Regions from separate parts of the Homo sapiens genome. Here region 2 is linked to region 1. A link is an interaction called in ENCODE POLR2A ChIA-PET data of the cell type or tissue named here. Cell type or tissue: OCI-LY7. All regions are shown on one strand. Each heading gives the region's core, and the rest is flanking DNA. Links, peaks and the distances in the headings are about the cores only. Region 1 overlaps STEAP1B (STEAP family member 1B). Region 2 overlaps CDCA7L (cell division cycle associated 7 like).

What was found. ChIA-PET counts read pairs that join two places held together with the same protein. Peaks named below come from ENCODE experiments on the same cell type or tissue, not always from the same donor. Only the 100,000 strongest peaks of a DNase experiment are listed, where the experiment ranks them.
Region 2: POLR2A ChIA-PET joins it to region 1 with 8 read pairs; 2 of 35 experiments call an interaction of 5 or more read pairs at or near these places.

The regions. Positions count from the first base shown.
Region 1 is chr7:22,437,698-22,440,616 of GRCh38, forward strand. All of the region lies in intron 4 of STEAP1B (STEAP family member 1B), which reads right to left. Among named protein-coding and RNA genes, the nearest start is that of STEAP1B, 61 kb to the right of the region's middle. In OCI-LY7, for the core only: no CTCF peak of the experiment used is centred there; a DNase peak (open chromatin) is centred at 1,504; H3K4me3 peaks cover 2,053 bases; H3K27ac peaks cover 2,500 bases.
Region 2 is chr7:21,913,633-21,916,551 of GRCh38, forward strand. The region is part of intron 2 of CDCA7L (cell division cycle associated 7 like); the gene reads right to left. Among named protein-coding and RNA genes, the nearest start is that of CDCA7L, 31 kb to the right of the region's middle. In OCI-LY7, for the core only: no CTCF peak of the experiment used is centred there; a DNase peak (open chromatin) is centred at 1,229; H3K27ac peaks cover 1,743 bases.

The DNA.
Region 1 (2,919 bases), core at 263-2,762:
TGTATTAATTTACATTTCCATCAACAGTGTAAAAGGTTTTTCTCTTCTCCACATCCTTGCCAACACTTCTTATTTGCTTTTTTGGTAATACCCATCCTAACTAGCATGAGGTAATATCTCACTGTGGTTTTAATTTGCGTAACTCTGATAATTAGTGACGTGATTATTGAGCATATTTTCATATATCTATTGGTCAAGTGTACATCTTTTTGGGAAAACGTCTATTCATTTTCTTTGCTCATTTTTTAATCAGATTTTGTTATTTCATTATTGAGTTGTAGGCACACTCTAACATACATTGGACATGAACCCTTTATCAGTGTATATGATTTGCAAATACTTTCTTCCATTCCATAGGTTTCTTTTTCATTTTGTCGATCGTTTCTTTTGCTGTGCAGAAGGTTTTTACTTTACCTGACAATTTTCAACCCATCTTTTAAGGTTCTGCTCAGGTATTTCCTGTCCCGAGAAACTCCCCCACGTTTTCTTCCCTTGTTGTTGTTGGGTTCCCTTCCCAAGGAACAGCATCCTGAGCTCTCCCATGGCCAACAAAGTCATACGCACTGCTTCTCCTGAAATACTTCCAGTATATGCTTGGTGTCCTATGCAGTTTTTCGCACTTGTCCCACATGTTTTATTTTTCTACATAATACTGTTAGTGAAGATTGCATTAAAATAATTGGAGTAAGTTTGGTAGATGTCCACTTTGTACTTCCAGCTTCTACCATGGTCTGGTCTGCAAGTATGTAAGATGTATGAGCAGGGAACAAGGTTCTCACTTTCATGCATGCTTAAATCTGAAAGATGATCAGCAATAACTTGTCTTTTTTATTGAGATTTTCTAGATGAAGCTGAAACATGTGAGAGCTAACATTTCCCTTTGAAGGGCTGGCTGCTGATAAAATGAAGTATATATAACTCCTAGTCTTGGAAGGTGGTGGGAAATGGATTCCACACTGCTGCTCCTGCCAGAAATTTGGTGTGCCTACCAGTTGTGTCTTGGCCAGTTTAGTGGCCTGAAAGTTGCACAAAGCTACCAGGCTTCCAGTCAGTATAGCCTAGAAAATGAAAAGAAATGATACATTTGGTGCCTGTGTAAAGTATGTGGGAATTAAAAGCCCTGTGATAAGTGTATAATGAGAAAACTGAATACTCTCCTTCATTTATAAAATGGGATAAAATCTCAACTATTTTATTATTTGGTGACATTTTTATTTGGTAATAAATGTTTTCAGCAGCAGCTGAATAAAACAAAAAAAAGTGCATGTTAAATGAAAAACTAAGTACTGAATTTCCATGTAATAAGAAATCTGGCCAATATGTAACTTGTAAATGATAGTAAATGTTTGATGACATTTACTATCCAACATGGGGGGTCCTGGTGATATCACTAACCACGTGAAAACCAGACCCTAATCTACTAAAGAAGCACCAGCTTCTACCTCACACATCAGAACTGTTTTAAGAATGCCGTGCCCCTAAACAGTTTCACTTGTGCAGCTGCAGAAGGTGTGTTTACATATCATCCTGTGAAGCATGACTTTTCATCTAGATCAAACAATAATTCTTTAAATTAATTTTGACTATTCTTATTCCAAGTCCGTACATACAAAAAGTGAACTGATACCTGCACATGTGATGGCTACATTAGCAAAAGAGCTGCCACATAGCTGTATGAAGCCCTTTGCTATTAGAATCCTGATACTTCAGATTATCAGCTAGTTCCAATGAAGATTTTTTTTTTTTCATACAAGTCATGAAATCAAAGTAAAACTTTTGGAAGCTTATTCTCAGGTAAAACGTCTGACATTGTTGGGACTGCTGCTATAAATTCAGTTCAAAAGTTCCATATTGTTCAAAAGGTCAATATTGAAGACATGTTTTTATAGTAGTAATAGGAATACAAAATTTTGGGGGAGCACAGGTTCATGGAAAAATAATGTTCTTACTAAATTCATAAAGTAACAGACCAGAACTTGGAAGTGATTGTGGGCACATAATTCATAAATGTGTCCAATCCACTGTGATTGATATTCCACTAAAGGAAATAGAAACTATCATCATCAAAAATTACAAATATTTCTACATATAAGGTAACTATAGTATGAAATTCTTGTGGCAGAGCTTATATGAAGTATCCAACCACCCTCTACACCCCAATAAAACACCAGTATCAATCAAATGAAAAAACCTCATGCATCAACAATAACAATAGAAACTTCAGCTTGGGCGTACACATTTTCTGTTGCTCATCAGTAATCTGATTTTAGAAACATTTGAGCCTTTAAATAACTACTTGGCAAATCAGCCTACGCCTTTTGAAATAATTCTTTAAATGTTGGTTGCATTTTGATGAAAATTAATTGGAATATTTTGATAAATTATTCAATAAATGGAGTACAAAAATTTCAGGTTGTGGAGCTTTTTATGAATTACAATTATCTAAAACGAGCTTACTTAGGGACAATTTGAAATTGTTTCTACCAGATCGAGGGGGGAAATTAACAAATTAAACTGTGGGAGCTCAGAGGTATATGCTACCTTGACTTGTGGGAAGGATCTTTTGATGAAGTTTCTACTTTTAATTGGATCAATTTCTATTCTGTACTGAAATGGAATATAATTAAAAGTCCTTCAATTTTACAACATTTAACTTGGGTGAAACATTCAAAAGAATAATCTTAGGTAGAAATTATTTGACAAGCTGTATTTTGTAATATCTGATGGGGTATCTTGTAAAAATATTTGTTGAATAAAGATAAATGGGGGCCAAATACATACCCTGTAAAGTTATTCAGGCTGAAATATTAACACAATTCAATATAAAAATGTTAAAATTGAGAATACTCCCCATTTAGCCGCATTTGCTCTTAGCTTACTAAATAATTCAGCATCTGTAGAGAGAGTATTTTCTCAACT
Region 2 (2,919 bases), core at 283-2,782, 520 kb before region 1:
TGGTATTTCTGTGTGCAAATTTCATCAACTACCTAAAGCCCCTGCCTAGGGCCTGAAGGGAACAGGGCAAGCCTTGAAGCTATGAGTTCCCATCTTCCAGTTTTTCTGGCTATTTTGATCCTGTGTGCTGGCCTCCCAGGGCAATGGGCATCTTGGGAGAGATTACCATCTTTGATGGTCAGTCCTGATAGAGAAAAACAACTTACCATTGTCCTGAACTGAGGCCTGTGCTTTAGTTTCCTTACTCCAAAGTGTGTAAGTACTGTTTTCCATGTGGGTCTGTATGATGCCAATCTCCACTCCACACTGCTCCACTGCATTCTGAGTTAGAAACCCTGGCACTGCTGATTGCTCTCTGGCACTGGTTCATTCATCTTCAAAATCAATACTGGGTGCTATGCTATAGGCCTTGGTCATCTACCATGATCAGGACCATAAGCAAATAACACATCAGAGGAGAAGCTAACATAGGTGGATAAACTTATTTTGAAGTCCATGTGACATGGAAGAAACAGACCAGAGAGCAATGGCCTGTTGAACCAGACAGCCAGACAAGCACCCCATTTCAACTGCACCCAGCAAACAACACCCCCCGTGCTCACTGTATACAGTCAGGTGGGGTGTTGGATGCTTGAAATCAGAGGAAAGGAACAATACATGAGGACGAAAAGTCAGAGCCAGGGAAGCTAGAAAGCACCATTCAAGTATGAGGTCTCCCCTTCTTAAGGAGTTTATAATCTAACAGGGAGGCAGACAGGTCCACGAATAACCCTGGTGAGGGTCAGTGCTCTAAGGGATACAAAGCAATATGGCACACGGAGGGAAAGAAAATCCAGTAAGACTTCATGGAAGAAGTAGCATAACTGGATGTGAGCCACGGTAGAGGCTAGAAAAATGGTGAGAGCACAGATAGGCAGGAACAGCATGGACCAGTGGGCAGAAAGGGCAGAACAGTGGATAATGAGAGTGTCAGTTCAGTTCCTGTGCCCTGCAGCATAGCAGGTAGGAAAGAGACCCGGCGGGGTAAGAGGCTGAGAAGTGGTGGCCCTGGATTTGGAACATCCCAGCTTGGTACTTCCCAGATGTGGGGCCTTGGGCAAGTCATTACACCTTCCTGAACGTCAGTTTCATCACTTGCAAAACTGCAGCTTCCCAGGGAGGTCTGTGGATTAAATGCAGTATCTGTATGAAAAGCAGTTGGCACACTGTCCTCCCTGGGGAGAACACACCTGACTACAAAAGGAGTCATCATAGCAGCAGAAGCAGCTGTTCTGTTTCTTAATGCCCGGTGCCTGCCAGGCTCTGTGCTCGGCCCTTTAGACATGTTCTGCCTTGCTCAAATGCTCCTCAAGGTGGATCCAACAGGCTCTGCTCTCCCCACCGCCTGACTGTGCTCAGATGGAGGGCTAAGGGAGGAGCTGACCGGAGGTCAATCCTATAACAGATCCTAGTAGGAAGGGATGAGCATTCGGGTAAGAGCTACGAGGGCTACGGCAGCTGCAGAGGGAAGGGAAGGATGGACACCAGGAACACAGCAGAAGTTTCATCAACTCCTGGACGGGAGTCAAGGAGATGGAAGAGGGGAGGGAAGGCCAAGAACAAAAGATGGAAATCAAGATGGGGAAAGGGGGAAGCCAGAAAGACAACCAAGGGAAGGAGAAGTGAGTTTCAGATCTCCCTTAGCAACCAGGACCAGTCCAACTGGTAGTCAGAAACCACCTGGGGCTGGAGAGAGAAGACAAGCTCCACAAAAGAATACAGTAACAGCTCAAAGCAGGACAACAGACAAGATTCACTAAGTGAGAAGACTGAAGACAAACCCTTAGAGAACATCTGCATTTAGGGACACGAACAGGGAAAACAAGTGACAGTAACAAAAAGCAGGCCAGGTACAGTGGCTCACGCCTCTAATTCCAGCACTTTCGGAGGCCAAGGCGGGCAGATCACCTGAGGTCGGGAGTTTGAGACCAGCCTGGCCAATATGGCAAAACCCCATCACTACTAAAAAAAAAAAAAAAAAAAAAAAACACACACACACACACAAATTAGCCAGGCGTGGTGGTGGGAGCCTGTAATCCCAGCTACTCGGGAGGCTGAGGCTGGGAAAATTGCTTGAACCCGGGAGGCAGAAGTTGCAGTGAGCCAAGATCATGCCACTGCACTCCAGCCTGGGTGACACAATGATACTCCATCTTGGAAAGAAAGAAAATAATAATAACAAAGAGCAAAAGGTGTAACAGAGAGGAAGAAACCCAGGTGGTTAGAAGGAGGTCTACTGGTGGGGTCAACTGCTGTGGAGATGCCAAATGAGATGAGGACGACAGAGACCAGGGAGCCTCCAGAGATCTCAGAAAGCACAGCTCCCACCAGGCCAGAACTTACAGTGGCCCACGTAATTAAGCAGGCACTTCACTTACATATAATTAACTGCTTCCCTTCCTGGACTTGCCCAGTGGAAGCAAAGTGGGTTTAATTTGCTGCCTTTTTGGAGAGGCCATGGTCAAGGCAGAATGAGGAATTTTGAGTGCCACAATTAACTCAGAAGAAAATGCCACTGAAGGGTAGAGATTTTGGCCATTCTACTACTAGGACACAATGTGAACCTCCAGGAATCTACCTGTCAGAGAACTCTAACTTGTGAGTGCTAGAGATCAAAGTAATTAACGCAAGAATAAGGCTCTCCCCAGCAATTCCAAGAGGACATGCCAACAGAATTGCACCACGGGACCACAGAGGTGTAATTGTCTCCCCGTAACCACACAATCCCTCATGCCTCGCCGCAGCCTCGCCTCTGTGGGAAGACCCTGAACACAGCCTCGCCACAGGTTACAGCCCCAAGGCAGCCAAGAAAATGCACTTGATCATGTGAGGTCCCTTTATTTAAAAAAAAAAAAAAAAAAAAAAAAGAATTATGGTACA